Regions from separate parts of the Mus musculus genome. Here all the other regions are linked to region 1. Evidence: chromatin loops called from intact Hi-C (ENCODE). Cell type or tissue: heart. All regions are shown on one strand.

What was found. A loop is a pair of places that touch in the nucleus more often than their neighbours do. Peaks named below come from ENCODE experiments on the same cell type or tissue, not always from the same donor. Only the 100,000 strongest peaks of a DNase experiment are listed, where the experiment ranks them.
Region 2: a loop joins it to region 1, with 4 times the contacts of the local background. A loop is called at or near these places in 4 of 42 quality-filtered maps.
Region 3: a loop joins it to region 1, with 16 times the contacts of the local background. A loop is called at or near these places in 5 of 42 quality-filtered maps.

What each region holds. Positions count from the first base shown.
Region 1 is chr7:121,836,370-121,844,369 of GRCm38, forward strand. No RefSeq gene overlaps it. Among named protein-coding and RNA genes, the nearest start is that of Scnn1b, 25 kb to the right of the region's middle. In heart, no CTCF peak of the experiment used is centred here; a DNase peak (open chromatin) is centred at 4,632; H3K27ac peaks cover 525 bases.
Region 2 is chr7:121,971,360-121,979,359 of GRCm38, forward strand. It overlaps Cog7 (component of oligomeric golgi complex 7), which reads right to left. Exons shown (of 17, transcript NM_001033318.3): 2 at 6,257-6,405; 3 at 5,908-6,024; 4 at 1-89. Among named protein-coding and RNA genes, the nearest start is that of Cog7, 6.3 kb to the right of the region's middle. In heart, a CTCF peak has its summit at 3,876 (motif pointing left); no DNase peak of the experiment used is centred here.
Region 3 is chr7:121,729,470-121,737,469 of GRCm38, forward strand. Scnn1g (sodium channel, nonvoltage-gated 1 gamma) reads left to right here and starts at 5,010. Exons shown (of 13, transcript NM_011326.3): 1 at 5,010-5,074. In heart, CTCF peaks have their summits at 977 and 4,790 (motif pointing right); a DNase peak (open chromatin) is centred at 4,842; H3K4me3 peaks cover 1,215 bases; H3K27me3 peaks cover 2,713 bases.

The DNA of each region.
Region 1 (8,000 bases):
CCATTCAACCCCAGCGAAGCGTCAGTCTCTGCTTCCAAGGCAGCGTCCGCTTCCCTCCTCTGGTCCTCTGCCTCTTTGCTATTCAGACATCACGTCAACATCTAGATAATCCAGAATAATCTCGTTCCTGAGTCCTTAGTTCAGTTACATCTGCATGGTCCCTTTAGAGGAGCTAGAGTGGATATCTTGGGGAGAGGAACATTATTTGTTGGCTATACCATTCAAATGTGTAAGAAATGCATTCCTCACACTGACTCCCCCATGCCCAAACTCCCACGTCCAGTCTCTGACATGTTCTTCTAAAGCTGCCTTTTAGGAGCGGAGAGAGGCTCAGTCAATAGCACTTGTGCAAGCATGAGGGCTTGAGTCTGGATTCCCAGAACTCACATAAAAGCCAGGCACAGGTATCTGTTACTCCCGCACCCTGATCCATAGGTAGATATGTGACGTACAAACAGCAGACAGCACACCCAGCCATTGGGGAGCATCTGTGATCCTGCCGGGTGGGTGGAGGCCCAGGCTGGGAACACTGGCAATACTGGGAATTCCAGCAGGTGGATCGGCTGCAGGAGCTGTGTCATCAGCTCCCGGGTTTCACAGGCGGGCCTGGGTGTTCAGAGAGAACGGGACCATTGCAGAGAAGTAGGAGGAATTCAGTCCTGGGCAGGTTACCAAAACAGGCACTCAGAACCAGAGAGTACAGCAACCACAAAAACAATTCCACAAATATTTGCTCAGCGGCTGCTACAGGCCAGGTGTGAGCTCAATCCGGCTGAGGTGAAGCAGCCCTGAGCCTTGTCCTCCCATAGCTCAGTCAGGTGAGTGGACAACTAGAGAGGCTCTTGCTACACAGTGTTCCCACCGTGGTGGGGAGAAAGAATGTCATTACAAGACTAGGAGGAAGAAGGGAAAGGCCTCTTGTTGGAGGGATACTGCACTGACACTGGAGGTGACATGGGAATTAGTTGCAGGATGGGAGAGGGGTCAGGAAGAACTGACAGACGGGCCAACTATCCACAGTCTTGGGATGCTGAAAAGAAGGGAGTTCCATCTTTTTCTAGAGGGCAGAGGCAAACCAGGATGCTGGTGAAACTCCAGAGCTGCCTCAGGAGGGCAACTGTCAACTGGGCTAGAGAATTTATCTCAGAGATGTAATACCAGCCATTGAGAGGTTGAGGCAGGAGAATTGCCACAATTTCAAGGTCAGCAAGAGTTTCATAGTGGATTCCAGGCCAGCCTGGGATACACAATGAGACTCTGTCTCAAAAAATAAATAAATAGAAAGAAAGGAAGGAAGAAAGAAAGAAAGAAACAAAGAAAGAAAGACTAAGATAGATAAACTAAACAAAAATAGTACCTAAAGCCACAGAAACTTCAAAATTCTGACCAAATTTGTCTTTTAGATAGAGTTCTGAGGCCAGGTAGCATGAGGTGATTGGCACAGGCCTTTAATCCCAGCACTAGGAAGGCAGAGGCAACTCAGTAAGTTCCAGGACAGCAAGGGCTCAGGAGAGAGACCATATCTTGGAGGAAAAGAGGGGGAGGGGGGAATTCAATCTGCTGTATAGAAAAAAGATTCGGGGAACTGAAGAAGATGACAGAAGACAGGCTGTTGAGAAAATAGTGGTCTGAACTGTAGGAGTGACAGACACCAGGACATGGGGTGTACAGGATCCCAAGTAAACTGGATGCCCAGCAGCATGGTGATAACCCGGGGGAGTCACCCGAGTCCTTGACACCTTGGACAGAACAGCACTCTGCTGTTTACAGGCAGACTGAGTTTCCCTTTGCACTGGCTGAGTCTGTGCGACCGCCTGGACAGTTAGAGAAAGCAAGCAGCAAGTCAGTTACACATGGGTCTGGAATCAAATCAAGGTTTAGGCTGGTGACAGTCATGAGAGACCATGAGCGCACTGCAGGGAGAGGAAGAAAGACAGAAGAGGGTCAAGAACAGATCATCATGGAATACCCATGTGGTGGTCATCGAGGTAGGGAATGAGGGTAGGCGACAGGTACAGAACACGCAGTGCCAGCACTTAAGGACAAGAGCAAATGAGGCTGTGATGTCATAGAAATGTGTGTCACCTCGCTTTCTGGTGTTACAGCAAAATGCCAGACAGTGGGTAATTTGTAAAGACCAGAAGTTTATCGGTTTCATGGCTGGAGGCTTAGAAGTCCAAAGTCATGGCTCTGGCATCTGCCAACATCTGGGGAAGGGCTTTTTACTGCATCAGAACCTGGCAGAAGTATTCCATGGTGACAGACAGGACAGGAACTGTAACTCGGGCCTCTCTTCCTCTTTGTCCACGCCACCACAGCCCCACCTCCATGACCTCATCTAATCCTAATTACCTACCCAAAGCCCCACCTCTAAATACCATTGACATATGATCTGGGGGTTCCATTTCCAATACATGAGCTCTGAGGGAGGGATGAACATTCCAACCACACAGCATCACGGAAGTTCAACCGTGTAAAATAAAGAGGCAACAAAAATGAAGGACGGCAAAGTACCTATCACTTTTGGCATCAAGGAAGTCAAGAACTGACCTCAAAGACAGGACAGAGAGGGGAGGTGGGGACAGAAACATGGGCAGCCCGATTGAGAGCACGGCCCCATGACATGTGGCATGACATGTGGCGCCATTCTCAACAGTCATGGGGCATGACAAACAAAGGTTGGGATTTGAGGAGCTTCTCGAGTTTGCTTTGACATGTGTAAGAGGAAGTGTGTGTGTGTGTGTGTGTGTGTGTGTGTGTGTGTGTGTGTCCATGTAGGTGTGCATACATGTGTGGAGACCAGAGGTCAATGTCTGAGTTTTCTTCAGTCATCTTTCACTTTTTTTTTTTTTTTGAGACAGAGTCTCTTACTGGACCTGCTTTGGCAAGACAAGCTTGCCAGCAAACCCTAGGGCTCCCCCTCTCTCCACCTCCCCAGCACTAGGGTTACAGGTGCATGTCAGCACACCCAGTTTTTTGTGTGGGTGCTAGGGATTCAAACCCAGGTCCTGGGGATTACACAACAATCGCCTTACCAACTGCACCATCTCCCCAGTTCCTGATTTGAGGTTTTGCGACAGGTTCTTTCTGTGTAACCCAAGCTGGCCTCAAACTCATGTTCCTCCTGTCTTAGCTCTCAAGTGCTGGAATTTACAGACCTGCACTACCACGCACGCTAATGAACGAAAGAATGGAAGATCCAAATTCATGACTTTATCAAATGCTTATCATTCGCTTCCTACACACCAGGCAAACACTGGTCTTGGCTAAGGCAAGTGAGTACACAGCAGTGCCTCCAAACATCATGAAGTCCTCACCCATGGTGACTTAAATTCTAGGAGGGGAGGCCACAAGGAAATGCACAGGAAGTATGTTGACTAGGGTAGCAGTGGTCTGAAGAAAGCCTATTGGAGAAGCAGACTAAGAAGCATGGGGGGGGGCACAACTTAAAAGTTCCACCTGGTTAGGGAACATTTAGTCAAAGACTTGACTGAAACTAAACACTTAGCTATCTCTGTGGAAGAATGTTCAGAAAGAACGTGAGAACAAAAAGTTAAAGGAGGTGTGGACTGGAGAGGTGGCAAAGCAGTCAAGAGCACCTGTTGCTCTTTCAAAGGACTCAGGTTCAGTTTACAGCACCAACACTGTTCATACCAACCATAAATACAGTCCCAGGGGATCCAGGGGCCTCTTCTGACCTGTGCTGGCATCTGGCACACACCTGTTATACATATATTCATGCAGGCAAAACACTCATACACGTAAAGTAAACCTTTAATATATTGAAAATAAAGAAATATTCATGTATTTTGATATTAAGGATATCAGCCTAAGTGGCCAGATGACCACAAGAGGACAGGACTGGAGTACTGGGGACACCATAGGGCATGTTTGATGGTGGGTGAGATGTTTGTGGGCACTGGAGTGGTTCCAGCAGAGAAGGAAAGGGTGTGGCTTGGGGTCTTCCATCTGGATTCTGGGTGGAGACAGAAGTAATGCAGAAAGTGTTGGAGGCAGATGGGGGTGGGGCAGGCTGGGCAGACAGAAGGTGCAAGGTGCAGTGACCGGAGGCCAAGGGAGAACTGTGCCGATGGAGCGTTGCTATGGAAACATGGGAACCCGAATCCCATCCTCAGCACCTGTGTCACAAGCAGCACACACCTGTCACCCCAGCACTGGGGCATAGAGACAGGAGGACCCCAGGGGCTTGCTGGCCAGTGGACTCCAGGTTCAGTGAGAGACCTTGTCTTCAAAAGTAAGGTAAAGAAAGGGGCTAGCAACATGGCTCGGCAGGTAAAGGTGCCTGCTGCCAAGACAGCGTTCAGTCCCCAAGATCGACATGGTAGGAAGAGAGAACACGTGACCTCCACATGCACACCATGGCACATGCACACCCACACACATATGTACACACGCCACATGCCCATGCACACACAAATGCACACATAACACAAATGTAATAATGCAGATGAGTGTGAATGAGTAGGGACCAGGCATCAGCAGCAGAGAGGATGGGAGGTGACTCCATTCTAAAAATACCTTGAAGGCAGAGCCAGCTGGATTAGCTGGCTGTTGGCTGGGAGATACAAAAGACAGGCGCCCGGCTTGCCTCCAGAGTGATTCAACTGACAAACAGAACAAAGCAAAGGACGTGCCACAGCACGCTCGGATCTCAGAACACCTTGCCAAGGGAAGTCAGACGCAGAAGGCCACACAGAAGGGCTTCTACTCAGTGAAACACGCAGACTGGGTAAGACACACACAGAGACACTGCAGGGTTATGGGTCACCAGGAGCCTGTGGGCTACAAAGAGAGCAAGTACTTCAGGTGACATGAAAATGCTAGAGGTCATGTTTATGCAAGATGGCGGCCTCATGCAGTGCCACTGAACTGTCGCCTTTGAAGTGGTTGAGGGCAGGGGAGATGGCTCACTGGGGAAAGTGCCTGCTTGTTTTGTTGGGTGAACTTGAAGATCTAGGATATGCAGCACCCATATAAAAGCCAGGCGTGGTGAGCATCTATTTGTAACCCAGTGCTGAGGGCAAAGGGGGGCAGACACAGGTAAATCCCTAGACTTGGGTGACCAGCCAGGCTGAACTGGCAAGCTTCGAGTTCAGTGAGAGACCCTGTTGAAGGAGGAAGAGGGGGAGGGGGAGGGGGAGGGGGAGGGGGAGGGGGAGGGGGGGCTGAAGCATTAGTTCCATCCTCTTGCAGAGGATCTGTGTTCAATTCCCAGCACCCACATGGCAGCTCAAAACATTTTATAACTCCAGTTCTAGAGGGTCTGATTGACTCTTCCGGTTTCCTCAAGCGCCACGGTATGCACATGGTACACAGACATACACACAGGGTAAACATTCATGAACACAGAAAAATAAAACAAAATAATCTTTACAACGTTTTTTAAAAGGTGGAGAGTGACTCAGGAAATGACCTGAAGTCAGCTTCTGACCTATGCACACACATGTGCACACGCAAACACATACATACACATCATACACACACACATGCAGGCAGGCGCACACAAACATTTGTTGGTTTCATGTTCTGACTTTCACTCCCTGTATTTTTATTCTTTTGAAATAGGATCTCACTTCGTAGCCCAGTCTGGTCTCGAACTCAGGTTCCCTTCCTTGCCTTAGGCTCCCTCCTTGCTGGGATTACAGCTGTGTCGTACCACACCATGTTTTTCATGCTTTGGTGTGGACAATAAGACTGGAATTAGTTCTCTAGTGTGGTGCAGAGTGAAGGAAGGCAGGAAGGTTGGTAAGGGCATCAGGCTTGGGAGAAAATTCTGGAGCTGTGCTGGGTCATCCCCAAGGACTGCCTGTGAGCACCCCAGCAGGCCAGTCATATACAGATAGGCTGGGGTTTCAAGGAAAACATCAGGGCTCCTCGAGAGCTCATCTGTATACTTCCTGGGGGAAATGGACAAAAATAGAATGGCGTTGATAGAGGAAAGACAAACAGCTTTCAGTGTGGCTCATCCAAGTGTGTGCACGGACAGATGACACTGTCTACATTAGAAAGTGCTACAGCTCTTTAAAACTATCCAGGCATGACAGACCTGGAGCCAGGCAGGGCTGGGCACATCAAGGCCAGAGGGTTGACAGGAGCCGGATAACCAGGGTTCCCTCTGCCTCCCCTGAGCCCCTGGAAGCCAAGCTCCCTTTGGTCTTCTAACAGATCTGTTGTCTGGGTCCCTTAGTGCCGATTTGATCATCTGAGACTTGAAGCGCCACAAATAGTTGGCAGCAGAGCAAAACTTGCCACAGAGGAACTTGGTGTTTAGAACGATCCTGTGTCGCTGGTGTTTGTGGAGAATCACTATCCTCCACCAACAAATCACAGTTAATGAGCCCTGGTCTCCTGCCAGGGCGTTTGCATTCCATGTCCAGTTCTGTTCTCACATGAAGATCTTCCGTAGGCATCACACTTATGAACCCATTTGAACAAGCACAGAGGGGTTAAGTGATCTGCCAAAGGACACACAGCAAGAAAATAATGAAGCAAGAAGCAAACTCAAATATGTCCTAATGGAAAGCCTTCTGCTATAGAGGAGTAAACACAGACACTTCTTCTCACATCGCTCTATACTTTGTAGCTTGAGGACCCTGCAAATGACCAGGTGTCTTCTGTCCAGTCCTTAGTACCTGGGTTAGTATGTAACTGGTATATAATTGGTGCCCGTTGTTTGCTGAAGGACTGAATTGAATGAATGAAAAAGCACACAAAGGAATGTTTAGCATATACCACGGGGTATTGTGCTTAGTAACTAGCAAGCCTTTCTCTCCGGCTAAGCTATGAGCTAGTGGAGGGGAGAGACATTTACATTCGTACACTTTATCAATGAAGTTCACCAGTGAACATGCTCAGGATACTGGCTAAAACACATGGAATCTGGGGTTCAAATCACACCTTCTCTTATCTAGCAGCTGTGTGATTTTAAGCAAATGATTCAACCTCTCTGGGCTCTGACATTTTATCTGAAAACTAGAAGAATTAACACACTCATCATAGATGTTTATCAAGATTAAAGTAAAAATAAGACCCAGCGACACTGTACACAATTGATAAAAATTAGCTGTTGTTTCTATAGAGCAACCTCAAAAGAAGTCCCTGCTTTCCCTGGTAGTATCAGGGACAGTTTATCCTTGCAGCTAGAAAAGCCTATATGAGCTATTTTCCTGATGAGGAAACTGAGGAAAAGATCAGGAGTTCAAGGTTATCTTCAGTCACTAAGCAAATTCAACACTGACCTAAATGAAACCTTGCTTCAAAACAGGAAGCTAAATTTAAAAAGGGGGGCAGGTAAGAGAAACCAGGGTATCTTGTGTTCAGCCAAAGTCATGACTGTTATGCCAGGAAGATGAAAGCGTCCTACACATTTTAAGCAGGAGGCATTCGACTTAAAAAGGGAAGATTGAATATACAAAGAATACAACAGCTTGGGAGCCAATAAGAGACAGAGAAGCAACTCAGAGCTAGCCACAGCCAGAAGCTGCCCCTGCTGCTAGGGCTCAGGGGCATAGGGTAGGGGCCTGGGTACCCAGAGCACATCCATGCAGGAGTTAGAACTAGGGTATGGTTGTCCAGGGGGGAGCTACAGGACAGAGGAGATGCAGCCTGGTGCGTGTGTGTGTGTGTGTGTGTGTGTGTGTGTGTGTGTGTGTGTGTGTGTGTGGTGTGTGGAGAGGGGATGCGGGTGGTATTGAGGATGCAGAGGGGGACCTGGTTTCTCCCTGTGCCTTCCAGCCAGTCTCCTATTGGTCCTTTGGAGATCAGTCTGACTGAAAACCTATTGGGCAACTTACAGGAACCCCAGGGAATATAGTCTGCTGAGGAAGAGTGAAGAACAGAGCTAAGGCAGCAGGTGGGGGCAGGGAAGGAAAGGTGGACACCAGGGCAGACACACACTGAGGTTTGTGTTGTGTTCTTAGCCCAGAGAGAATGGGGCCAGATGTCTTGAGAATCCAGGCCATTTCTACCAATGCCTGGAG
Region 2 (8,000 bases), 130 kb after region 1:
ACACACTTTTCAGAGTAGTCCGGAGTATCCACAAGCATCATCAAGCTGTTCTGCATGCCGGTCAGCTTTGCAGAAATCACAGCTATGTCCTAAAACAGACGAATCAGAAGATGTTTACTTTAAAGACTCTCCATACCTCAGCTGGAAATGGAGAAAATACACCAGAAGGCACCTCCTGGGGCTAGAGGACGGTTCAGCACACGAGCGCAATGCTCTCAGTTTGGCCCTGCAGGACCCTACATGATGGAAAGGAAGAACTAACTCTTACAAATTGTCCTCTGACCACCACAAGTATACACTGACTGACACAAGGGCTGTGTATACATGCGTGCGCACACACACATACACACACACACACACACACACACACACACACTTTAATTTAAAAAATAGTTTTCAGTTAAAAAAGTAATTCATAAAAATAAAAAAGGTACATAAAAATTATGTTTAACAAACAAAAATTAAAACAAGGAAGTACCATTTTCTTCTAGTCGGGAAAGTACCAAAAATGACTATTTTTGGTAAGGAGGCAAAAAAAAAAAATCTGTTTGGTATCATACTGCATAGTGTCTGGGGCTAAGGAAGTGGCTTCGTGGCTAGGAGGGCCTGCTGCTCAGTAGAGGACCTGTCCCCCATCCCAGCACTCATACTGAGAGGCTCACAATAGCCTTGATTTAGCTCCTGATTCTGACACACTCTTCTGACCGCTACAAACACATCCACTCACACAGACACACATGAATATATAAACAACAATGAATAGTTGTAAATGTATATTGTCTTACTTTAAGGCAACTTAACAATGGGTCAAGAGTCTTAAAAATATTCACAGGCTGGGGGTGAAGGTCGGCAGGTAATAGCAGTTGCTGTGCAAGCCTACCATCCTGAGTTTGATCTCTAGAACCTACAGTGGAAAAAGAGAACAGACTTCTGCACGTAGCCTGCACCCTCCATACATGGATGCCATGGCATGTACAGGGGCACTCACTCACATATCATACATGGGTACACGCAGCCAGGCAGTGGTGATGCATGCCTTTAATCCCAGCACTTGGGAGGCAGAGGCAGGCGGATTTCTGAGTTCGAGGCTAGCCTGGTCTACAAAGTGAGTTCCAGGACAGCCAGAGCTACACAGAGAAACCCTGTCTCAAAAAAGAACAACAACAACAAAAAAAAAAAAAGCCTATGTGCATGCACGTGCACACATACACACAATAGTAAATAAAAATAAATAAACCCACAGGGCTAGAGATGCCACTCAGTGGTAGAGTACTTTCCTAGTGTGTTCTAAGGCCCTGGTTTCCATTTCCAGCATTAACAGAAACAAGAAATCATATCCTTTAACTTGGTATTTTCTTGGTATTTTTCTGTCTTAAAGAAATAATCTGAAGCCAGGCAGTGGTGGCACACACCTTTGCTATCAGCACTCAGGAGGCAGACACAGGCAGAGCTCTGTGAGTTAGAGGCCAGCCTGGTCTATATAATGAGTTACAGGCCAACTAGGGTTACACACTGAGACCCTGTCTCAGAAAACAAAACTAAAGTAAAGTAAAAATAAAAGAATCAGAGGAGTTCTGCTGTCTGGTGGTCCATGTCCATAATGCGAGCAAGTAGAGGCAGAAGAACCGTTCAAGATCAGCCTGGGCCACTTGAGATCTTGGCTGGAACTTGACCAGAAAGTTCTCAAAAGACAGTGGAAAACAGCTAAGAAATATCTCAAACATGTTTATCATTAGGTATTAGGGAAATGCAAATCAAAATAACTTTGAGATTTCATCTCACACCAGTCAGAACGGCAAGGATCAACAAGAAAATGGACAACAAATGCCAGAGGATGTGGGGAAAGGGGTCCTCACTCACTGTTGACGGGACTGCAGATGCTGCAGTCACCACGGAAATCAGTGTGGAGAAGTCTCAAAAAGCTAAACCCAAATCAGTCCCACAAGCCATCGTATCACTCCTTGGCATAACGCCCACATGACTTCCTACCCCATTCCGCAGGTACCTGCTCAGCCACATTCACAGCTGCTTTCCTCACAACAGTCAAAAAGTGGAAATCACCTAAATGCTCTTCAGTTTATGAGTGGATAATGAAAATGTGGTACATATACACTCTGGGATACTGTTCAGCTGTAAAGGAAGCTGAAATCGGACGGAACTAGAAAAGGTGACACTGCGTGGGGTGACCCAGACTCAGACAGACATACCTCGCATCCTCTCTCACTCCAGGTTCCTAGTTTGAGATCCTCAGATGTGGCGCACTTCCTGGAGTGACACAGCCACACCCACTGGGAACAGCCAAAGTCAAGAGGGCAGCGGAGCTTCTGGCGCAGCCCTAGCCAAGCTGAGCCGAATGCTGCCATCACTTTTGCTGTCTCTCACGTTTAGGTTCAATCTCTGCGTGTTGCGTTCTTGGGGACTTTCTGCATTGTGACTCATTTTATGTCTTTTCCTGAGAGAATTATGTCTGAGATTTTTAAGGAAAGACTTAAACTGACTTCCCTTCTGCTTTTAGGGAAACAACTTTATCTGGGCCTATTTGGAAGTGATCCCTATGCCCTGGAGATCGTGATGAGCACAGATAAGCACTAGGATGCTAGAAATTTCTTTATGAGGCCTTGAGTCCAGGAATCTTCTTAGGGATCCGCCCCTAAGCAAATGCTAACACTATAACTGGTACAGGATAAACAGAGACGACTGACAAATCCTAACTGCCCAGGAGAATTAGTAACAGATTCTAAGTCTCTTTTTATAATACACTTAGAGCTCTCTGAATGTAGTTTAAAGATAGGGGCCATATGAGATACACCCCCGGAAGAGTAAAACTCAGTAAATGAGATAGACTAAAATAACTTTTCCTACTTTATAGCATAGGTGATGGAAGGGTACAGTAAAGGAGTTAGCTATTATAATTTGCTCTTCAGGCTGGAGAGATGGCTCAGCTATTAGAGCACTGACTGCTCTTCCAGAGGTCCTGAGTTTAATCCCCAACATCCACATGGTGCCTTACAACCATTGTAATGGGACCCGATGGCCTCTTCTGGTGTCTGAAGACAGAATTTGCTATTTATAAAAAGCCTGGTTCTGATGCTTTCCATTTGTCTGGAGTGCCAGCCTAAAATCAGGTTGTCATACAATAAATGTGTTGGCTTTGGCAGAAACGTTCTTTAGATTCTATGGAGTTAGAGGGCTAACAATAAAAATAGAATCTGTCCTACTTGTACTTTTTAATCATGCTAACTTGTAACCCCAGACATTTAATGAGAAATTAAACACATGTCCAGAGACAAAATGTTATCATCTGTCTTTGCTCTGTGAAATCTGTGTAAATAGAGAAGCAGCCTGATTGCTACTCAGTCAGAGCTGCAAGACGCCTCATCTGACATGTCCCTCCCTCGCTGACTCCTCATCTCCTCTCGGGCCACTGTCAGCCACCAGGGATGCCAGTACTGGAGTAACTGCAGAAAGCAGGAAAGTAAGAAGGGCGCACTGGGAGTGGGTGGGGAGAAGCAATAGAGAGGGAGAGAGCAGAGTGCAAGTGATCTGAAGGGGAAATGGGAAAAATGGGGAGTGTGTCTCTAGTTACGGGGGGTGGGGGGGATAAACACAGAAGAAGGAAAGAGAAGGGTAAAAGAGCAGTCAAGATGTCTGAAAAGTCATAATGAATCAAACTATTACCTACGTAAAAATACCCATAATATGATTAAATGAAATCTTCCCATCTGGGCTAACAATGCTCCCTCCCAGAGCCATACACTATTTAACAAAACCTAACACCAGGCAGGAAAAGCCCTCTTTTCAGTTGTTGGTCAGGGTTCTTGTCCAAGAGACAACATTACAGGTTACTGCTATTGCCCTTGGCTGCCCCCAAGTGGTGGAAGGTAAGTCCCTGTTGCTGAAGACGACATGCACTTGAGACACAGGGCCCAGAGAAGCCTGAGCTGGAAAAGGACCTGCAAGCCCCTCTCTGAGCACTACCTTTCATGAAGTTTCCAGGGAAAGAGACAAACAAGCGTCCTACCCAGCTATGACACCTATGAACCACAACAACAACCAGCACCGCTTGATAACCCTGAGTGTGGGCACTAGTAGTGAGAAGACATTGTGGTAACCAACACCTCCCTCATGAGACGTAAGAGGGGAAACCATGCCTGGTACTGGCAACTTAGCCAACTACCCAAGGCTGGTGAAGTCAAGGATCCTGGAGGAGAACCTACAACCACCCCTTTACTAAACCAGAATCATCCCTAATTACATTCTCTACACTTGTCCTCAGACCCACAGATCAGTGTATGTAGAAGGCAAAAAGGCCTTGTGCACACACTGGAGAAGCCAGGAAAGTTAAACACACAGCTGATCTCCCCAAAGGGAGACGATATCTAGCCAGTTCTCCCAGAATGCTGGGGAAATGTAGTTTCCAGCCTGGTAATCCTTCGCTACCTGTTGGGCCAGGCTCTGCCTGTATCCCCAGGATATTGTGTTTGCTTACCAGAGACTTCCCCGGAAAACCTTCAGCTCTACTTCTAGGCCATGAAACTCATCCTGTGAGAGATGCCACTGTACTTTACAATGACTAAGTGACTTCTGTGCTATCCTAGGGCCAGATATCATGTCGACCTCAGGCATTCTCCCTAGACCCCTGCCTTGAGCACTGTTTCTAAGTCAACAAGACCCCATTTGGCAGATGAAGCCACACGGCCTTTGTAAAGAGTGTCAATGTAAACATGTCTTAATCTGCATTGTACTCACAGGGCTGAGTTAATTGTTTTCTGAATCCTTTTTTCCACAATTGTGCTGTGCTTAAATATGGCTAAAGTAAAATGATCTGAGTCAGACTCCAAGAAGTCTTGGTCCAGCACCAGTTACCAAAATCGGGCTCATCTGCATTTCATTCCTACATAATCCACTTTTCCCTGCCTGCTGTAGAGCCTATAGGGTCCCTCCCACAAGGGTAATCCTCATAGCGATACTGACAGGAGCCTATACATGTTCCCATTTTACAGACAGAAACAAAGATGATCAAGAAGAGCTACAGTCTAAACATCTGTCCTAACACCCACCTGTGTAATCCTTACCCCTCATCAAGGAACCTTCTCTTTGCAACAGACAGAGACTGTTGTAGAAAACCACAAGTAACCAAAATACAAAGTCGTGGAGGAGCCCCATCCCAGCTGATACATCTACAACACAGCTCCATCGCCAATGCTCTCTTCCAGCCTCTGACGGACTAGGCAAGCATGCAGTGCACAGATATACATACAGGCAAATCAAAAAACAAACAAACAAAACATGCACATAAAATAATAAATAAATAAATAAATAAATAAATAAATTCTTTAAAACAACTAGAGAAGGAGAGAAAAGAAAAAGAGAAAAGAAGAGAAAAGAAAAAAAGAAAAGAAACCTCCAATGCTTGGAAGACTTCAGAAGGGCCAGCCACAGCTACTAAGGAGTTTCAGAGGGAGAGAGACTGGAGGGGAAGAGGGCTATCGGGTACTCACACCATGCATGGTGCTGTTTGTGGGCAAGGTGGGGGGACAGCTGGAGAACAACTGGTTAAGTGTGTACAGAAGAGAAGTTAGGGGCTTGGAGAGTTGGGGTTGTAGTTTGTTTTGTTTTCTGGGAGTTCTTCAAATCACATCACTCCTCTGCACACTTGCAAGCAGGTTTCAAAGCTATTACTGTTTTCCACTTTTGCAGCCCCTGAGGAGTGAAGTAACTTGCCAAAGTCACACTCAGCCCATCTTCTCTGTCTGTGCCTGTCTCCTGGGCTTCCTTAGGAGGGTGGATATACTCAGGGCTAGCCTCCCCCTAGGACAGCCCAATGCTTCTGTCCGCTGCTACTGACACCAAGCCCCAAGCTCCTCTGTAAATGCCTGGTACACTGTGCCCTGTAAAGAGACGTACTTGAGTTTTGAAGGTCTCCTCAATATCAGCACTCAGCGTGCTCCACTTGTCAGCTTCCTGAAGAGATTCCGCAGCAAGCTGCATCCTGGACTTCACCTGGTCAATCTCTACCAGCACCTGAAAGAGAGACCATGTGCGCAGTCAAGCCATGGTCCCCTTGTCTCTGCCCACACCACCCTGAAACAGTGGTTTGAGAGTCTTCTTACCCTTCACCCCACTCATTGGCTGAGAAGATAAGTTAGGTGCCAAGGTGACCTGAGCTCCGGGGAGAGTTCTGAGTTCTAAATCCCCGTGAGCCAGATCACCTGCAGAACAGAAAGACCCACAACGGGGACAGAAGCCAAAGTACCTGCATGGACTGTGACGTGTCCTGCTCAAACTTTTTAATGTCCTCTTTGACAAGAATCATTTGCTCTTTCAGGAAAGACGCCTCCTGCTTCAGGGCTTCCACATCACGGAGCACTTTGGGCATGTTCTGGAGGGCCTGGAGACTTGTTTCTGCCGCGAAAATTCAAGAGTGGCAATGTGTACAAGCAGTGGAAACTGGCGCTGGTACAGTGGGAGATCATCACACATGGGAACAGAAAAGAGACTTCCCAGATAGCATTACCAATCAGCTTTAAGAAACTGCCGGGAACGTGTGGCAAAGCTGGGGTCAGCGAGGTGACCTCAACCAGACCATGACATCAGAAATGAGCAACCAACATCAACTTGACCCAAGACCAACAAAAAGAATGAAGGGCTGGGCGTGGTGGCGCACGCCTTTAATCCCAGCACCTGGGAGGCAGAGGCAGGCGAATTTCTGAGTTCAAGGCCAACCTGGTCTACAGAGTGAGTTCCAGGACAACCAGGACTACAGAGAAACCCTGTCTTGAAAAAACAAACAAACAAAAAATAATAATAAAAAAAAAAAGAATGAAGGACACAGATGTGGTATTTATTGTGTGCCAGTAAGCCCAACCCTTAAGAAGCTGAGGCAGAAGGATTACTGGGAAAAGTGATGCTATCTTAGGCTATATAAGGAGTTCCAGGCCTGCCTGTATTACAATAGAATGACTCAAAGAAACAAGAACTATGCTGGACAGTGATGATGCACGCCTTTAGTTCCAGCACAGTGGAGCAGAAGCAGGTGGATCTCTGTGGATCTGAGGCCAGCCTGGTCTACAGAATGAGCTCCAGAGTAGCCAGGGTTACCCAAAGAAACCATGTGTCAAAAGCAAAGCAAACATACATACATACATACATACATACATACAACAGCAAAAAAGAACCCGGGGGCTGACACAACAGCAAATGACTGCTCAAAGTCTAAGAACAATTACAGCTCTATCAGAGGAGAGAATTTGGATGGGGTCCATAACTGTAGCTCCAAAGGATCTGAAAACCATCCTGGCCTCTGTGTGCATCTGATCATGCGCATGAGTGCATCATGATCACACACACACACACACACACACACACACACACAAAGAAAAATAAATGTTAAAACAAACAAAATCCTCCAAGGCAGTACTTAGCGACAGGCGACAGTGCTCAGTGGCAGTGCTCAGTGACAGTGCTCTGTGGCAGTGCTCAGTGGCAGTGCTTAGCAGCAGTGTTCAGTGAGAGTGCTCAGTGGCAGTGCTTAGCAGCAGTGTTCAGTGAGAGTGCTCAGTGACAGTGCTTAGCAGCAGTGTTCAGTGAGAGTGCTCAGTGACAGTGCTCAGTGGCAGTGCTTAGCAGCAGTGTTCAGTGAGAGTGTTCAGTGACAGTGCTCTGTGGCAGTATTCAGTAGCAGTGCTCTGTGGCAGTACTCAGTGACAGTACACCTGTCAAGCACTGCATGAGTTTAGCTTCTATTTGCTTGCCACAGTCTTCTTCCTTTCTACCAAGGAAAACAACCTATCTCGTGGTTTCCCTTAGTACATGTGTATACTTTTGGAAAGCTAAAGTGTACTCATATATATAAAATAAATAAGTCTTTAAAAAGGAAGAGTTTCCCAAGGGTTGGGATTACAGACACATGCTACCACCCCTGTGGCTACCACCCCTGTGTCCTTCATTCTTTCTGGTCACCTGAAGGTCCTGGGTCAGGTTGATGCTGATGGTTGACT
Region 3 (8,000 bases), 110 kb before region 1:
CAATTCTCATTACCCACAACTTCCATATTTGCAAATTCTTTTAACCTCTGAAGTGTAACTCTAAACCCAGTACTGAGGTACTCATAGGGAGATGCACAGAGCAGTATGCATTCTCCTGACAGAGGGCAAAAAGGGGGTCATCTTGTCATCAACTCTCATACTATATGCAAATGTTCCTTTTATAGTCTCACTATCAACACTGGGTTTGTTGTTGTTGCTGCTGCAGTTTTATTTTTTATTCACGCACTCGCTGCTTGCAATGCCTACCCCTATGAAAAGATGGCACTAAAGTGCATCTATAAGATAATGATATTGCTTGCCAAGAAAATATATTATGTAAACTTTATTCAGGAGTGAGTTGTGCTCCAGGTCCTTTTGAGTTCCCGGTAAGCAAATCAACTGTATATAGTCATGCGTGGATTAGTTGATGAGAATGTTACACCAGAGACTTTCAGCAACAAATTTCTACATTTTACCTTGGGGAGGTCATTCAGTATTGGCAATCCATGTGTGGCAACTCTATAGGTCATTAAATAGCACGGAGAGTTAAGAACTGATGGCACAGCCAGGTGGTGGTGGCACACACCTTTAGCCCTAGCATTCAGGAAACAGATGCAGACTGATCTCTGAGTTTGAGGACAGTGTGTGGGTTCTAGGACATTGAGGGCTACACAGAGAAACCCTGTCTCAAAACAGACAGACAGACAGACAGACAGACAACCCAAGCGAAAGAAATATGATCGCATATTTCTAGTTATATAGGCAGTTTAGCTGTGGTTGACTTTATTTATATTGACTTGATAGGCTGACTGGAGGGTGTCAGTTCAGCCCCTTCATCCTTCTCATCGAATTCATGTTCAAATTGTGAATGCCATTTTGTGGTGACCAGCAACTGTTTAGAGACCCTCAGCATAAAAGTCCGAAGAAGCTGGAAGCTGCCTGGTTGCTGTCCACGGTGCTGATTGCCTAAAGCCTGCCTCCTGCGGGTGAAGCAGCATCCACATGATGAATCTGAAGGCCCCAGTCCAGCAGAGCTGGTGAGATGGCTCAGCATGTGAGGGCACCTACGGCCAACCCTGATAACCTGGGTTTGTTCCCTGGGGTCCACATGGCAGAAGAAGAGAACCCATTCTGAAAATTGTAATATGACCTCCACACATGTTCCAGATAGCACTTAAGTGTCCACATACACAAAATAAATAAGGGACTAGAGAGATATCTTAGTGGCTAAGAGAAGTTGTTGCTCTTCCAGAGGACCTGGGTTTCAGTCCCAAGCACTCATATGGTGGCTTACAACTGTCTGTAACTTTAGTTCCAGAGGATCTGATACTCTCCTCATCTGACCTCCGTAGTACAGCTATACATGTGGTTACAGACATAGTTGCAGGCAATACTTTCATGCCCATAAAATAGAATAAATAAGAACATACTTTAAAAATCAAAGACCCCGATCCTGACTCCCCAGCAATCAGTTTCTAAAAGAGACTTCATCAAAGAACAAGATTGAACAGATAAACTTGCTCTCATCCTTCGGACACAAGACGATGTTCACAAGAACCAAAGGCCATTCATTGTTCTAGAGCAAGGAAGAAGCCAGCTTGGGAGCAAGCTTCCTTATCCAACAGAGTTTCCACACTCATGTCAAAACCCTTGTCTAAGCAACCTTACACACCTTTGCGTTGCTTCTGATTCTCCAGCAGTGTTGGATCTCCTCATAGTTCCTGTAATCTCTTGAGACCCTGACACTTACCTCAAACCTCTATATCTATTGTAGAAAAGAGTTTCAGGTGGTATTGATTTTAGGGAAGGTGACCCATGAGATCAGAGAAGCCAGGGGCATGAAGGACCTCTGTGAGACTGTTGATATTGGTGAGTACCAAAGGAAAGTGGGCTCAGCAACTAAGGGCATGTGCTACCAAACCTGACCATCTGAGTTCAGTTCCCAGGATCCACATGGTGGAAGGAGAAAACCTATTTCTGAAAGCTGTCCTCTGACTCCCACTGTGTACTTTGGCTAGCACATGCCTGCCTGCCTGCCTGCCTGCCTGCCTGCCTGCCTGTGTGCGCATGTCCACAGGTTTATATACTTGAATACTTGGTCCCCAGAATTTGGAAAGGATTAGGAGGTGTGGCCTTGTTGGTAGAGCTGTGTTACAGGGTGGGCTTTGAGGTTTCAAAGGCCCATGCCATTCCCAAGTAGCTATCACTGCCTCCTGGTGGTGATTGTCCCAAGATGTGAGTTCTCAGCTACTACTCAGGAGACATGCTTTCCTGCCGACGTTGGCTCTCCACTATGATGGCCATGGACTTGCCTCTGAAGGTATAAGCCCCAATAAACTACTTTTTTCCGTAACTTGCCTGGGCTATGGTGCTTTATCCCAGCAATAAAAAAGTAGCACAGACATCCTTTCATTGTAGCCTTTAGTTCTTAAAATAAGTTTTTTGTTGTTGTTGTTGTGTTTCTGGCCTGGAACTTGCTCTGTAGTTCCAGGTGGCCTTAGATTCATGGCGGTTCTCTTGCCTTAGCCTCCTCCAAAACACTGACTATAAGTGTGACCCATTCTGCCTCGCTAACACATATCCACATACAAAACAAAATAACAAAGATGGGTAAAAACACTTGTGAACCTATCTTGAGAAATAACCTCTTTTGAATACATATATTCTTAAATACATGTATGTTTTAACACATACTTATATGACAGTTATACAGAATCTACTATTATTATGGTGTATATACTATTTTATACCTCTACTATCCCTTTTGGTATGTGAACTACACTGACCGAGTACATTAACATGGGGAAATTCCATTAACAGAAATTTATTCTGAGGACCTAATTAGAGATATACACAAGATTTTATATAAGGAATAATTTATATTAGTAAATACTTAGAGACCATTTACATAGCAATGAACTGAGCAAGTAAATAATTTGATGGGCTTAAGTACATGTGCCTAGGGGCTTAAAAAGCTGCCCCCATACCTCAGAAGATGGAAGACAGGGCTCTTCTGTAATATAAGAACAGACCATGTAATGTCATTTTATATAAAAAAAACCTCAATATATCTAGAAACAGTGTATATTTAAAACTTTCAGACTGGAGAGTTGGCTCAGTATTTAAGGCCATGCACTGCTCATGTAGACCACCCAAGTTTGATTCCCAGCACCCATATCAGGTAGTTTCCTACCACTTATAACTACAAAGGATTCTATGCCTTTTCTGACTTCTGCAGGAACCTGAACTCATGTGAATATTCTCTCTCTCTCTCTCTCTCTCTCTCTCTCTCCCTCTCTCTCTCTCTCTCTCTCTCTCTCTGACACACACACACACACTTTAAAAAATAAATCTAAATTTAAAAATAAAACCCTCATCACATTTAATATGTAACGGATACATGTGCATGTATATATGTATATATTCCAAATAATAATTGTCAGGTAGGTTTTCTAGTATGATAAACTACCACAACCAAAAGCAACTTGGAGAGGAAAGGGTTTATTTAAGCTTACACCACCAGATAACAGCTCATCACTAAGGGATATCAGGGCAGGAACTCAAGCAGGGAAGGAACATGGAGCCAAGAACTGCAGCAGAGGCCATGGAGGAGTGCTTTTTATTGGCTTACTCCTCACGTCTTGCTCCCTTGCTTTCTTGTGGCACCCAGACTTCCTTCCAATCCAGGGATGGCACCACCCACAGTGAGCTGGACCCTCCCCCATCAGTCATCAACCAAGAAAATACACCACAGGCTTGCCTACAGGAAAATCTTGTGGAGGCATTTTCTGAAACTCTTCCACCGAGTTAACATGTTAACTCATGTTAGCAACAAACTAGCCAGCACAATGATTCTACTAACTTATTTAGGGAGGGAGGTGGATTGCTTTGTTAATTCTTCACCGTGAGCATTGATTGCAAGAAATACTGCTTAGGGATTTTAGGGGATTTTTTTCTTTACGTTGATGGTCAATAATGCTTGACATGTTTCTACCCACCAAAAGTTGTGATCTTTGGTCAGGCAAAAGAGGCATCTCATGGGAAGCCAGAGGTCCAGACGTCTGAGACCCATGCCCCCCTGATGAAATAGAGCACAGGCTGGACTCAAATTCGCTATGTAGCTGAGGAAGGTCTCGTGCTTCTGAGCCTCTTGTCTCACCCTCAACCCCAGATCTAGCACAGTAAGCGTGAGCCACCACATCCAGTTTATATGATAGTGGGGATCAACCCCAGGACTTTGGTTATGTTAAACAAGCACTCTACCAACTGAGCTACATCCTCAACTCAAGAACCTGCGTTTTAACAAGGTCTGTAGGTGGATATGAACACGTTTATGTCTAAAATGTTTGAATACTTAGTGACACGCTGTCTTTTGTGGGGCCATGTTTCTTCCCAGCTCAAGGGGATTACAACTTGAATACCTATCTTGGATCCCTCACAGTTTCAGCGGTCTAAACTTATTTTTAATAGTCAATTTGTGTGAGTCCCTATGGAAAGACAATGACAGGCCCAAAGAATAAATGATCTGTTTAAATAGCTCCTGTTGCCCACAGCAGAACTCTAGATGATGCCGAAGCAACTGCGTATCCTGACCAGGTCGGAAGGGTGAGGGATAAGAGGCTGTGTGGAATGTCTTCTGGAACTGAGATAAGAGACCTCCTGCGACCTGGGTCAGAATGAGGCAAATGAGGTGACTCTACAAAGTACTCTGGGGCTGTGACCCAGCGGGAATGCAGGTTGCAGAGTGGCCTCTGGGAGGCAGCAAGCTTGCACGGTGCCACCACGAGAAGCAGCGCAGCCCGGGTTGAGGCGCGGAGCTGACTCTGGACAGCAGATGGCACTGCGGGGTCGCGGCCTTCTCCGGGCTAAGACAAGTCGGGGGTGGCCCGGGGAAAACACCTGGGCAGGTGTGGGCGGAGTTTGAGTGGGGAGGAAACTCTAGGGGCGGGGTCTGAGCCTGACCCACTGGCGCTCCTGGCCGTGCCACTTGGAGATGCTTGGCTTTATGAGGCCAGAAGAAGAGGAGCGTCTCCAGACTGTACACAGGCCAGCCGTGACCCTTCAGTTCAGAAAGGTAAGCCCAGCCGCGTCGGGTCAGTTCGATTCCGGGGTTCCAGGTACGTGAGCAGCCACAGGGCGTGGTGGCTTCCAAGAAAAAGATTATTCTGTCCACGGGTGGCGGGATGCTGAGACATCCAGAGCTTGGCTTGTGATACAAGAGCTGAGCGACAGGCGTTTCTGAGCCGGTGTGCGTGGGAGGAGCGCATCTCGGATCTTCTCTGCCTAGCTCACCCCACTTGAAGAGCATGCGTTTGACAGCGACTGTTCTTTCAGTCGCGGGAAAGTTTTTCTTTAGAGGTGCCTGCTGCAGAAAGAATCAAGCACTTGAAGCGGGCTGATTGAAAGTGGAGCCCTTGACTGCAGCGTTGCGATAGCTGGCACGAAGCAGACGGCTTTTGCCGCAAAACTACGCGCCAGGTCGCTTCCCAGACTGCAGCGAGTCAGTGGGGGTAGCTCGGTCCCAGGGCCTTGAGTCCTGGCTTCGGAGGTTCAACCTATTTCCGAATAGCACCGTGGCATGGCGGGAATCAAAACATTGCCCGAACCCAGGCTTTTGTGCCCAAGTTCTAGGATGAACAGAGCCTTGCAAACTGTCACTCCTCGCCAAGCTTCAGTTTCCTGACAGGGACAGAGGCAAGGTTCGGGGGCAGGTGAGGGAATAGAGAAGTGTCAGGAAGAAAAACGGGGACCTGGAATTTCGAAGAATTCGTTCGTTCTTTCATACTGTGTGGCCTTGGGCAGATTACCTAACTTCTTTACACCTCCATTTGCATCTCTGTGGGATGGGGATAGTAATAACACCTCATTTAGTCTGTAGTGAGAATTAAATTAGGTGCAAATGTTGGAATAGGAACCCTGGGCACGGTGTAGCTGTAACTGACGTCTGCCATCATTCTGCAGCAGCTGTCGCCTGAAACCACTATCATTATTTAAGCAATAACACAACTAGTATGTGTTCTTGGGTTCAAATCCTAGCCCGGACACTTTCTATTATGACCTTGGGCAAGCTACTTAGTCTATCTGTGTGTCTCTGTTTCATTTGTGTAATAGGGAAATGATGATATCTACCTGGGAAGACTGTAGAGCGCATTCTGTGAGCTAACCTTTGAGATGAGTTCTGAGCGTATCAGCTTCAAAGTCCTCTAACAGCACCGGGTTGAATCAAGGCCCATAATCTAGTAGAGCTACAATCTTGTTTTGCCTTAGAGTTGAAATATTTATGTGAACATTCTGGAGTCTCCTCTCGCATGACTGGCTGGTCCTCTGCGGACGAGATGAGTGGGAACCCCAAGAATCCAGAATTCACCTTTTGGCAAACATCTGACAGAGGGACCCATTTCTTTTCTTTTCTTTCTTTCTTTCTCTCTTTCTTTCTTTCTTTCTTTCTTTCTTTCTTTCTTTCTTTCTCTTCCTTCCTTCCTTCCTTCCTTCCTTCCTCTTTTTCTTTTTTCTTTTTCTTTTTCTTTGTGACAGAGTCTTATTACATAGCCTTGGATGGCCTAAAACTTGATAATTTGATAGATAGACCAAGGTGACTTAAACTCACAGAGATCCTCTTACCTCTGCCATTTGAGTACTGGGATCCAAGGTGTGTGTTACCATGCTCCACGGCATTTTTTTTTTAAAAGGATGACAACATTCAAAATAAATAAGGTAAATCACACTGCTTGCCAGGGAGCTAATAATTTTGTCAGTAAGAGACAGTTTTTCTCAACCTAGAAAAAAATCATGTAAGTCTGTGGGTAGGGCAGGTTACTGGGCGTGGTCGGCTGCCCCTGGCCTCTGTTCTCTTGTGCTATGCTCTTGTGCTTCCTTCTTTAGTACTATGTATAATCCTTAAACCCACAAGCATTGTAAACTTGAGAGCCTTGCCCCCCAACCTTCCCCCAATTTTGGACCACGTTCCATTGATTCAGTTTGGAAGAAAACTAAGCCTGGTGGCCCAGAATCCTGCCTAGAGAACTTGATGGTGACATCGTTAGGTTAAGCAAACTAAGCCACTCTCAAAAAGAGGTTTTCTCTCTTATGTAAAACTTAGATTTAAGTGAGAGAGCGAGAGGAATGAAAAGGGGGACCGTGAGCGAGTAGACAGAGGTTGTAAAGGGGGGGGTCGAGAACAGAAATGTGTGTGTCATGAAAGCAGAAAAAAGGGGGGAATATTTGGGAGGAGAAAGGGGCCCAGCAGGTGCAATGAGGGAAGGGGCAAATTGAAACAAAGTTTAATGACACATATGTCTGAAAACGACATTTTATAAACTCCATTATTTTATTCATCATCTTGAAAAAGAAAAAGAAAAAAATTGATGGGGCCATCAAAATCCTTGACTTGATTGCAGACCCCACGTAGACATAGGAGCCATGCTGTGTATCCTTAGGAAGTCACTCCACCTCTCTGATACAGAGATAACAGCAGTATATCTACCTCACATAACTGTTGAAATATATAAGCTACTGTATATTTATATACAGAGATTACATAATTATGAGGCTGGTGATTCTATACACGGTAGAGTGATCTAATGTGCAATGTACAGTACATAGCTAAAATGAACTCACGGCATGCTGTTTCTGCAGCTGAGATGCAACACACACATGTGAATGTGTTCATTCATTTTCCAATACTCACCCCAAAGGCTACCATTGAATCAAGATGCCTTTTCTAAATTAGGTAAAATCAGGTCAAATGGCATGGTGCCTGTAAGTATGGAGAGGCCAGCAGTCACGGGGCTGATGTGACACCAGGTGCTACTGACCGCGATAGGGAGAAATGAAACAGAAATCAGTTCACTTATAAGAACGCAGCATGGGAGAGGGGCAGGGAAAACATGGTCAGAACAAGATCTATAACCGCTGCTGGAAAGTTGTGGGAGATGTCATTAGCCAGTGACACCCTGCCTGACTTGTACTCTATGCAGGAGGGACATTTCACTAGGCACCAG